Regions from separate parts of the Homo sapiens genome. Here region 1 is linked to region 2. Evidence: chromatin contacts called from ENCODE Hi-C or POLR2A ChIA-PET data. All regions are on one chromosome and are shown on one strand. Each heading gives the region's core, a stretch centred on a gene start or an enhancer-like site at or near the end of the contact. The rest is flanking DNA. Distances are from core to core; before and after follow the strand shown.

Region 1 (5,558 bases), core at 1,739-4,238, 53 kb before region 2:
TAAAGCCTTGCACCTACAGGGACTCGGGGGTGCGTCACAAGACAATACGTCTAGGGAGGCGGCTAGGCGGGAGGCAATTCGTCTAGGGAGACCGCGCAGGCGGGAGGCAGAGGCAAGCCGCCCGGGTTCCCCGAATTTTGCACGCGGGGGAAGTTCATTACACAAGAGGGTTTTTTTTCGTTTTGGTTTGGCTTTTTGTATTTTGAAGAACCCATAACCCTGGTAATAATTTCCACCACACCCCTAAAGGACAAGAATGAGGGGAGGCACTGAACGAAGAGGAAGTGCGGTCCACTATGGTTACCACCGCCCAGCTCAATTCGGCAGAGGGAGAAGCAGCTGCGGCCTAGGCCCTCTGCACCCACGCACCGAGGCCGAGGCCAGGGCCCGCCCCGCCGGCCTGAGTGGAGGACTGTGGCGGGCACTAGGAGCCCCACCCCGTTCCAATGAAAATGACACCTTTTAAAACCATTTTGATTTTTTTTTTTTTTTTAAAGGCCGGGCGTGGCGGCTCACACCTGTAATCTCAGCACTTTGGAAGGCCCTGGCGGAAGGATCTCTTGACGTCAGGACTTCCAAAACAGTTGGGCAACACAGCAAGACCCCGTTCCCAGGCTGGGGGCAAAGCCGGGCTCGGTGGCTCACGCCTGTAATTCCAGCACTTTGGGAGGCCGAGGTGGGCGGATCACCTGAGCTCAGGAGTTCGAGACCAGCCTGACCAACATGGTGAAACCCATCTCTACTAAACATACAAAAATTACCCGAGCGTATTGGCGGGCGCCTGTAGTCCCAGCTACATGGGAGGCTGAGGCAGGAGAATCGCTTGAACCCGGGAGGCGAAGGTTGCAGTGAGCCGAGACTGCGCCACTGCACTACAGCCTGGATGACAAGAGACTCCCGTCTCAAAAAAAAAAAAAAAAAGACACCTTTCTTTGGGCTTAGTGAGCAAACATTCTACGCAGTGCCTAATATAAGCCGGCCCAGGCACCACCCAAGCCTTCGGCCAGGACTGTTTTCCCGTTTCGAGAAGGCTCCATCACACTCCACACGGGATCCAGTCAACAGCCGTTCCAAACATGGCGCGGGAAGGGGTGGAAGACAAGCCAGCGCGACGCCGTCCAGCCTCATCCCCGGGGCACAAAGGGGAGACTAATCTCCAGGAAACTCGGGGTACAGAATCGATAACCCCACAAGAAACTAGTTTCCGCGAGTGGGCCTTAAGGAAAAAGTAGGTCGGGCACAAGCGAGCTGTTCAGACGCACTTCACAGCAAAGACTCGCGGACAACACAGCGAGACGAAAACGGCCCCGTGCGCAGGCGCGCGGAAACACGACTAGCGCGCTTCGGGACGACCCCTCCCCCTTCCCTCAAAGGCCAAGGAAGTGGCTCCGACGCGCTTGCGCGAGGACGGAATGTTGAGGGGAGGGGGAATTCTTTCCCTTCATTGTCAGAGAGAACCGCCCCCGCACGGCGAGCGCGCGCGCGCTCACGCACCACTCTCACACTCCGGCGCGCCAAAGGCTTTCCGCTTGGCGTCTCGCGCATGCGCGGAGGGGGAAGCAGTGGCGAAATTGGATGCTTTTTGCTGAGTTTCTCAGAGAAGTTTCTGGAAAGATGGAGCCAAAGGGACGCTGGGGGGTGGGGAGCGCCAGGAAGCAAGCGTTTGAAAGAAAGCGAAAAAACCCAAGCGCACCGCGACACCTCCAACCTTCAAGCCACGGCCCAAGCAGAGCCCAAGGCCACTGAGACCCTCACGCCAGAGAAAAAGCACAGGGACCGCGGCAGCCGCTCCTCCCTCTGCCACTGCTCAGCCCCCGAGACTCCCCAGCACGGGGAGAGGGCAGGGGGTAGCCATGAGAAACCTAGAGCGCTCACTGGACTTTTGCGAGGTGGAAGGAAAGCCGAAACCCGCCCTTTGGAGCCGCCTGTGCGCACGGGCCCCGTCGAGTGGGCTCAGTACGTTAGGACTCAGCGTGGCCGCCAAAGCATTGGTTGGGGGCGTCTTTCACTAATTTTTCCTAGGTTTTCTCTTCTATCGGGCTCTGTGGTCCTTTCACCACCCATCTTCACTTTGGTGGCCTGACGCTAACGCTGCGAGTTGGGGAAACCGTAGTAACCCCGGGCCTGAGGGGCGTCCCGGGCGGCGGTGCTCCGTTTCTTCCAGCGGTTGCCCCTTTAAGAAAAAGCCCCCCGGAGAGGGGCCCGTGTGGCTGAGTAAAGGTGGCGTGCGCCCGCACAAAGGCGCCGCGTTGTTGGCGGGCTCCGGACCCTGTTGCCCCTGGGCGGGGCGGCGTGGGAAGACCGGGGCGCCTGGGCGGGGAGAACGACGTTGGCGCTAGCGGGGCAGGGCAGGGGGAGGGAGTCACGGGATTTAGCAGGTGCTTCTCCGCGACCGAGCGACTGCCATTTTGTGGTGCGGCCGCCGCCATTTCGCGCGGCCGAGGGGCGGGGTGTGGGCGGAGCGGCGGGCGCGCCCGGGCTGTCCCTCGGGGCGGCGGGCTAACGCGGCCGCTTTGTTCTTCGCTTCTCGGCTCGAGGCCCCAGTCTCGACCGCCGACCGCCTCGGAACCGGGCTGCATCCGAGCTGCCACGCGGCGTGTGAACCTTGAAGCGCGGCCGGGGAATCCGCAAGGCGCCGACTCTCTTCCTCCTTGCAAGCCCTTCGAAAGTGAGATTTCTCACCCCACCCTTGCAGGGTGGAGAGAACACGTTTCAAAAAGGGGATGCCTAGAACTCAGCCGTGGGAAGTGCCTGTCTAAAGCCTTGTGCTGGTGCCAGTAGCAAACCCGTGCGCGTGCTCGGCTTTGAGCGATCATGGAGCTCTGCAAATAGCTCAACTGCAGAGCGTGCCCCTTAGAGCTCCTGTGCTGCTGGGAGGCCTCATAAAGGTGCCAAAACCAGGTGTCCCCAGCGGTTGGCCTCTTTAAAAAGAAAAAAAAAAAAAGGCGGAGTGGGATGTCCTTGACGTGCTGAAAGACGGAGTAGAATGAGACGTTGGTTTTCATTGGCTGGCCATTAAGCACGCACTGCGCAACTGTTTTCCAGATACGGGTTTATAGCCCATTATTTATATCGGAGCCATAAACTTGAACAATAGATTGGAATATCTTATTTTTGCCTGTTGAGAATATCTCCCATTTAACTTCTTTTGAAAGTTCAGATGAGTATATAAATAATACATTGACCCAGTAGAATCTATTGTGTGCGTTCCAGCGTCATTTCAAAGAGCTATTGTTTTTCTGATTTCAAAAGAAATATTTAAATGTGAGTCTTTGTGTTTTAATGTTAACCTTGTGGTTCGAAATCAACAAAGCCAGGAAATTCAAGAGAACTGCTGCTAAATTTGTCTTCTTCCTTTGCTTTCGTACAAGGTTTTTTTGTTTAATTTTTTTTAAGTTTTTCTTCACAGCGTGAGTACATAGAAGAGCCAGCCCTTTATATTCTTACTATGTATAATTATAGGGAGTTATTTCAGTAACAGGAGGTAAAGCTCATAATGATAGGATGAAAAGGTAAAAGAACATCTGTTGAAGGAATCGATCAGGATTTGATGGCTTCCAGATGAAAGAAATATCTGAGAAGAGGCTTTTGGATTCCAAATAATTTAGTTTCATTATGACCAAAAGCACTGCATAGAGCTTTAAATTTTTATACCGTATCTTTTGACATCAACTATCCTTTTTTTTTTTTTTTTTTTAAGACAAGGTCTCTGTTTTTTGCAGTAACGAAATCACAGCTCACTGCAGCCTCGACCTCCCTGGACTCAGGTTATCCTCCCACCTCAGCCTCCTGAATAGCTGAGAATAGGCGCGAATCACCACGCTGGGCTTTTTTTTTTTTTTTTTTTTTTTTTTTTGAAGGAGGCTCGCTCTGTCACCCAGGCTTGAGTGCAGTGGATCTTGGCTCACTGCAACTTCCGCCTCGGGGAGTAGCTGGGACTACAGGCACGCCTCAGCACGCCCGGCGAATTTTTGTATTTTTAGTAGAGATGGGGTTTCACCATGTTGGCCAGCATGGTCTCCATCTCCTGACCAAGTGATCCGTCCGCCTCGACCTCCCAAAGTGCTGGGATTTCAGGCATAAGCCACCGTGCCTGGCGCTGGGCTAAGTTAACCTTTTGTAGTGACGGTTTCACCATGTTGCCCCGGCTGGTCTTGAGCGTCTAGGCTCAAGAGATCCTCTCAAAGTGTTGAGCTTACAGGCGTGAGTCACCGCGCCTGGCCTATCCTTCCTTTTGGCGGTGAGAGCTTACAGAATTTTTTTTTAAATGCTGTGTTTTTTTTCTTTTTTGTCTGCACAATGAAAATGAAATAGTGTAAAACTATTAGTTTTAGTGGAAATTTGGAATCTGTTACAGTAGCCTGATAACTCAGGTAAATTATTATGGCTCTAATTAGCTGGGCAGTTTAGATTCGAAGAATGATTGCCCAGCACTTGAACAGACTAGAAGGGTCTGTTTAAACACTCCTAATTCCTGGGGTTCATTTTTATTTATAAAACACATACTTTGGGCCAGGCGCAGTGGCTCACGCCTGTAATCCCAGCCCTTTGGGAAGCCAAGGCGGGCGGATCACGAGGTCAGGAGATCGAGCCCATCCTGGCTAACACGGTGAAACCCTGTCTCTACTAAAAAAAAAAATACAAAAATTAGCCGGGCTTGGGGGCGGGCGCCTGTAGTCCCAGCTACTCGGGAGGCTGAGGCAGGAGAATGGCATGAACCCCGGGAGGCGGTGCTTGCAGTGAGCCGAGATCGTGCCACTGCACTCCAGCCTGGGCGACAGAGCCCAAAACAGATGCTTTATACCTTTAACCATTACATTTAACACAGAAAGCACATACTTTTATTGTACAAAAAATGGCGTTGATTTGTATTTTCTTAAAGAGTGGGTGGTGGCTGGGCGCGGTGGCTCACGACTGTAATCCCAGCACTTTGGGAGGCCGAGGCAGGCGGATCACCTGAGGTCAGGAGTTGGAGACCAGCCTCAACATGGAGAAACCCGTCTCTACTAAAAATAGAAAATTAGCCAGGCGTGGTGGTGCATGCCTGTAATCCCAGCTACTCCGGAGCCTGAGGCAGGAGAATTTCTTGACCCTGGGAGGCAGAGGTTGCGGTAAGCCGAGGTCGCGCCATTGTACTCCAGTCTGGGCAAGAAGAGCGAAACTCTTGTCTCAAAAAAAAAAAAAAAAAAAAGAGTGGGTGGTGTTTGCACAGTTAACATCTCCCTTATGACCAATGGCGTACATTTGCAAAACAGTTAAACAGAAATCCAGAGCTAACCTCCTCCCCCATCCTCATATCGACCTTAAGACTTTTTCCAGCTTCCTAAACCGAAAAAACCCAAACACTGTTGGAACTAGTGAACTTTAAATATGCAGAGAACCATGTTCAAATAAACAGATTTTGAATCACCACAATTTCATGATCTGCCCTAGAGGTGAAAAGGCCTTTGTTTATGTAGTCCTGTATCTCATTTGTGTTTGTCAAGCTAGACCAGACTAGTGAATTCCAGAATTGCCAATTCATTGTTCATGTAGTTTTTCTTTCTTACTCTAAAACT
Region 2 (5,013 bases), core at 2,437-4,936:
TCAGCAGCACCCCGCAGCACTCCGCTTCACATGGCATGGCTTGCAGAAGAGATGGTTGTTCAGGGGGTAGCAGCCTTGGTCCGTGGGCTCGACAGACAGGAGGATCCTGCAGTCCTGGGGAGACAAAGACACATGCTGACCCGCCCTGGGCCTGGGCGCTGCCTGCACAGGGGAGGGACTCACTTGGCATCTGCCGAATAAACCAACTGCATGAGTGGATGCCCTTCCTAAGTGGGAGGAAGGAGGCTGCTCACTGCTGCCCTCCCAACACCCGGGCCAGGTCTCCATAAGGGAAGATGAGACACAGACACACATGGAGGCTTTAATCCACGTGGAGGCGCCGGTGAGGACAGACATTCACCGTCAGGAGAACTAAGGACACCTGGGGAAGTCCCCTGAGGGTTCAGGGAAAGTTGGGGCTAGAAGAGTCTTAATAGCTCCTTTATTATTTTTTAAAATTTGTTTTTATCATTTATTTATTTTGAGACAGTCTTGCTCTGTCGCCCAGGCTGGAGTGCAGTGGCACGATCTTGGCTCACTGCAACCTCTGCTTCCCGGGTTCAAGCGATTCTCCTGCCTCCCAGGTAGCTGGGATTACAGGCGTGTGCCACCACACCCAGCTAATTTTTGTATTTTTAGTAGACAGGGTTTTGCCATGTTGGTCAGGCTGGTCTCGATCTCCTGACCTCAAGTGATCCGCCCACCTTGGCTTCCCATGCTGGGATTACAGGTGTGAGCCAGTGCGCCCGGCTTCAATAACCCCTTTAGAACATAAATTCTGGGCGGGCGCGGTGGTTCACGCCTATAATCCCAGCACTTTGGGAGGCTGAGGCGGGCGGATCACAGGGTCAGGAGATAGAGACCATCCTGGCTAACACGGTGAAACCCCATCTCTACTAAAAATACAAAAAACTAGCCGGGCGTGGTGGCGGGCGCCTGTACTCCCAGCTATGTGGGAGGCTGAGGCAGGAGGCAGGAGAATGGCGTGAACCCGGGAGGCAGAGCTTGCAGTGAGCCGAGATCGTGCCACTACACTCCAGCCCGGGTGACAGAGCGAGACTCCATCTCAAAAAAAAAAAAAAAAAAAAAAAAGAACGTAAGTTCTACGAGACAGGAACCCTGTTTAAGGCCAAGTCCCCATCCCAGCACAGGCCATGGGTATCTGCTGATGAGTGCCTGAATCTAGTCCAGTCCCTTCATTTCACAGGTGGGATACCAAGGTCCAGGGAGGAGTGGGCTCTGCCCCAGGTCACACAGCTGGTTCTGGAGCTGGGACCAGACTGGGTCTCCAGGATCTGGCTCCAGGGGCCTTTCTGTGACTCCACAGCCCACACAGCTTCAACACCAGCACAAACATTAATATTTTCTATTTTTCAAATCACCAAAGGATTTCAGAATGAGGAACACAGGGACTCGGGGCCCAAATTCTACCAACGTCACTGTTCTGCCCCAGAAACCTCACCTGGGCACATGCTAGAGAATAACAGGGGGGACAATTTGCGCGCAGAGACTTGGTTCTGGGCACCCTTTGGAAGCTGCACTGATCCCACAAAAGAGTCCTTATAGGGGGCCAGGCGCAGTGGCTCACGCCTGTAAGCCCAGCACTTTGGGAGGCTGAGGCGGGCGGATCATGAGGTCAGGAGTTTGCGACCAGCCTGGCCAACATGGTGAAACCCCGTCTCTACTAAAAATATAAAAATTAGCCGGGCGTGGTGGTGGGTGCCTGTAATCCCAGCTACTCATGAGGCTGAGACAGAATTGTTTGAACCCGGGAGGAGGTTGCTGAGATCGCGCCACTGCACTCCAGCCTGGGAGACAGGGCAAGACTCCGTCTCAAAAAAAAAAAAAAAAGAGTCCCTATAGGGACTACTTTGGGGTCACAGGTGGCCCTCCTTATGCAGTAGGGACCAGGGTCTGCAATCTGCCTTCCTCCATGGCCAGCTGGGTGAGGCACCCCTGTGTGTCTCCTCCCTACAAGGCCACTTGAGTCTCTCAAGTAGACCATGGGCTATACAACTGCACCATCTGTGCCACCTGTTTGGCACTGTAAGAACACATGCCAGAGGGCCACATGAGACCCCTCCTAAATTAGAACCAATTGGAAGAAACACCTTATCTACCACCAAGTCTCACAACCTCTGCAAGGCAGCTGTGCGGTGGCTGAAACCTCACTGAACCCAGCCCACACAAGCATGGCTGGAACCACTTTTCTGAGACTGTTTGCCTGTTTCCCATCCTTTTTTTTTTTTTTTTTAAGATAGAGTCTCACTCTGTCACCCAGGCTAGAGTGCAGTGGCATTATCATGGCTCACTGCAGCCTCCACCTGTCAGGCTCAAGCAATCCTCCTGCCTCAGCCTCCAGAGTAGCTGGAACTACAGACAGGTACCACCATGCCTGGCTAATTTTTAAACATTTATGGTAAGATGAGGTCTTACTGCGCAGGCTGGCTTCGAACTCCTGGGCTCAAGTGATCCTCCTGCCTCAGCCTCCCAAAGTGCTGGGATCACAGGTGTGAGCCACCACACCCCACCAGTTTCCCCATGTGAAATGGGGACAATAAATCCCATCTCACAAGACTGTCACTAGGATTAAACAAGGTGATGTCAATGAAAGCATTTTATAAATTAAAAAATACTACCTACAGGCCAGGTGCGGTGGCTCACACCTGTAATTCCAGCTCTTTGGGAGGCTGAGGTGGGCGGATCACGAGGTCAGGAGATCAAGACCATCCTGGCTAACACAGTGAAACCCCATCTCTACTAAAAATACAAAAAATTAGCCAGGCGTGGTGGCAGGCGCCTGTGGTCCCAGCTACTCGGGAGGCTGAGGCAGGAGAATGGCGTGAACCCGGGAGGTGCAGCTTGCAGTGAGCCGAGATTGCACCACTGCACTCCAGCCTGGGCGACAGAGCGAGACTCCGTCTCAAAAAAAAAAAAAAAAAACAATACTACCTACATATAAAAGTATTGTTATCCTTCCAACAATAGTCATAAATAATATGGACCCCAAAGCAAGTAGAAATGGTGAGATGTGGGTGTGGGCAGTGCAGGGAAACCCATTTTTCTTCTTAGTTAACAGCACTCAACTCCTTCCAGGCTGCTGCAGTTCAAGAGCCTCATTATTTTTTTTTTTTTTTTTTTGAGACAGAGTCTTGCTCTGTTGCCCAGGCTGGAGGATTAGAGTGCAGTGGCACAATCTCTGCTCACTGCAACCTCTGCCTCCAGGTTCAAGTGATTCTCCTGCCTCAACCTCCCAAGTAGCTGGGACTACAGGTGTGCGCCACCATACCCAGCTAATTTTTTTTGAGACAGAGTCTCACTCTGTCTCCAGGCTGGAGTGCAGTGGTGCAATCTCGGCTCACTGCAACCTCTGCCTCCCGGATTCAAGAAATTCCCCTGACTCACCCTCCCGAGTAGCTGGGACTACAGACACACGCCACCACACCCAGGTAATTTTTGTATTTTTAGTAGAGATGGGGTTTCACCTTGTTGGCCAGGATGGTCTCCATCTCTTGACCGCCTGCCTCAGCCTCCCAAAGTGCTGGGATCACCAGCATGAGCCACCATGCCTGGCCAAGAAGCCTCATCTTCTGACACATAACTGCTGGAGTCCAAATGCCGACTTACTACACCACCTCGGCCAAGTCATCAAGGACTACCGGGGGGGTTTATTCGCTTCCTGGCCAGGCTCAGGAAGGTGCCAGTCACTGCTGGAACTCGTGAGGATGATGTTGGGGATAACAGCACTTAAACTTCCTCACTGGGCTTTCAAAATGCATTATCAGCAGGACTTTGACCTATAACCAACAAAGACAATGTAATTACTCAGCAATTTATCAACTTCTCTACCCAGCTCCTTTGATAACCTCAGTGAAAATAGCCTCTGGGTTCCAGTATCTGTTTAAATAAATGGGAGTGAACAGGTGTGTCGAAATACTCATCGGCTGAGTAAGAGATCTGCTCTGGGGCTCTCCACTTAGGTCCCCGCATAAAAGTTGCCACCTTGTCACCATCACCGGAGAAGACAGAAGCTTCAGTGACAAGGAGCCAGCTGTAGAAGGGGTGGGAGAGGATTTCTGAGCCTCCTCAGCAGGACTGACTACATAATTTGTACGATCTAGGACAAAATAAAAATGTGGGGCCCCTTGTTCAAAAATTAAGAATTTTGACTGGGTGTGGTGGCTCACGCCACCCAGCACTTTGGGAGGCCAAGGCGGGCAGATCACTTGAGATCAGGAGTTCAACACCAGGCTGGCCAACATGGCGAAACCCCATCTCTACTAAAAATACAAAAAATTACCCGGGCATGGTGGTGTAAGCCTGTCATTCCAGCTACTCAGGAGGCTGAGGCAAGAGAATTGCTTGAACCTGACAGGCAGAGGTTGCAGTGAGCCGAGATAGCGCCACTGTACTCCAGCTTGGGTAACAAAGTGAGACTCAGTCTCTACAAAAAAAAAATTTAAGAATTTCAGGCCGTGCGCAGTGGCTCATGCATGTGATCTCAGCACTTTGGGAGGCCAAGGTGAGAGGATCGCTTGAGCCTAGGAGTTCAAGACCAGCCTGGGCAAATTTTTGTAGAGAAGTCAACTCTACAAAAATTTTAAAAATAAAAAAATTAGCTGGGCGTGGTGGTGCGCACCTGTACTTCCAGCTACTCAGGATGCTAAGGTGAGAGAACTGCTTGAGCCCAAAAGTTCGTTCAAGGCTACAGTGAGCTATGATCACACTACTGCACTCCAGCCTGACTCCAGTCTCTGTCTCTATTAAAAACAAACAAACAAACAAAAATCAAGAATTTAAAGACAGCAATAGCAGAACTTCAAAACTAGCATAGGACCCTTCTGATCACCAAGCCACATGTGATGACTCCTGGGCCCTTCTTCCTGGGACAACTGCACCAGCTTCTAATCAGCTCGCCCATCTCAGCCTGACCCCTCTCTGCAGCCTGAAGTCCAGACTCTCTAGCCTGGCACCATAGTCCTTTCCTTCTCTCTGACCTAATCATTAACCATA

The links. Hi-C counts contacts between places; a loop is a spot of excess contacts on that map. ChIA-PET counts read pairs that join two places held with the same protein, here RNA polymerase II (POLR2A). Pooled maps may share reads with other maps.
Region 1: POLR2A ChIA-PET joins it to region 2 with 19 read pairs in PC-9. The contact joins two enhancer-like sites. A Hi-C loop is called at or near these places in 13 of 168 maps with a recorded cell type or tissue (Caco-2, Calu3, HCT116 and 10 more) and 13 of 50 pooled maps. POLR2A ChIA-PET finds 5 or more read pairs at or near these places in 28 of 52 experiments (A549, A673, AG04449 and 23 more).

Annotation. Positions count from the first base shown.
Region 1 is chr1:15,831,846-15,837,403 of GRCh38, reverse strand. SPEN-AS1 (SPEN antisense RNA 1) reads left to right here. Exons shown (of 2, transcript NR_024279.1): 2 at 498-3,189. Among named protein-coding and RNA genes, the nearest start is that of SPEN, 13 kb to the left of the region's middle. RefSeq lists silencers at 1-150, 2,306-2,535 and enhancers at 1,236-1,285, 1,516-1,565, 1,756-1,865, 1,431-2,416. Within about 2 kb of position 2,988, at least 41 of the 41 ENCODE cell types and tissues checked have a DNase peak (open chromatin) inside an H3K27ac peak, as active enhancers do; they include PC-3 and PC-9, where a contact is called at or near this core.
Region 2 is chr1:15,779,649-15,784,661 of GRCh38, reverse strand. It overlaps FBLIM1 (filamin binding LIM protein 1), which reads right to left. Exons shown (of 9, transcript NM_017556.4): 9 at 1-114. The coding sequence ends at 1. Among named protein-coding and RNA genes, the nearest start is that of FBLIM1, 23 kb to the right of the region's middle. Within about 2 kb of position 3,686, at least 7 of the 41 ENCODE cell types and tissues checked have a DNase peak (open chromatin) inside an H3K27ac peak, as active enhancers do; they include PC-3 and PC-9, where a contact is called at or near this core.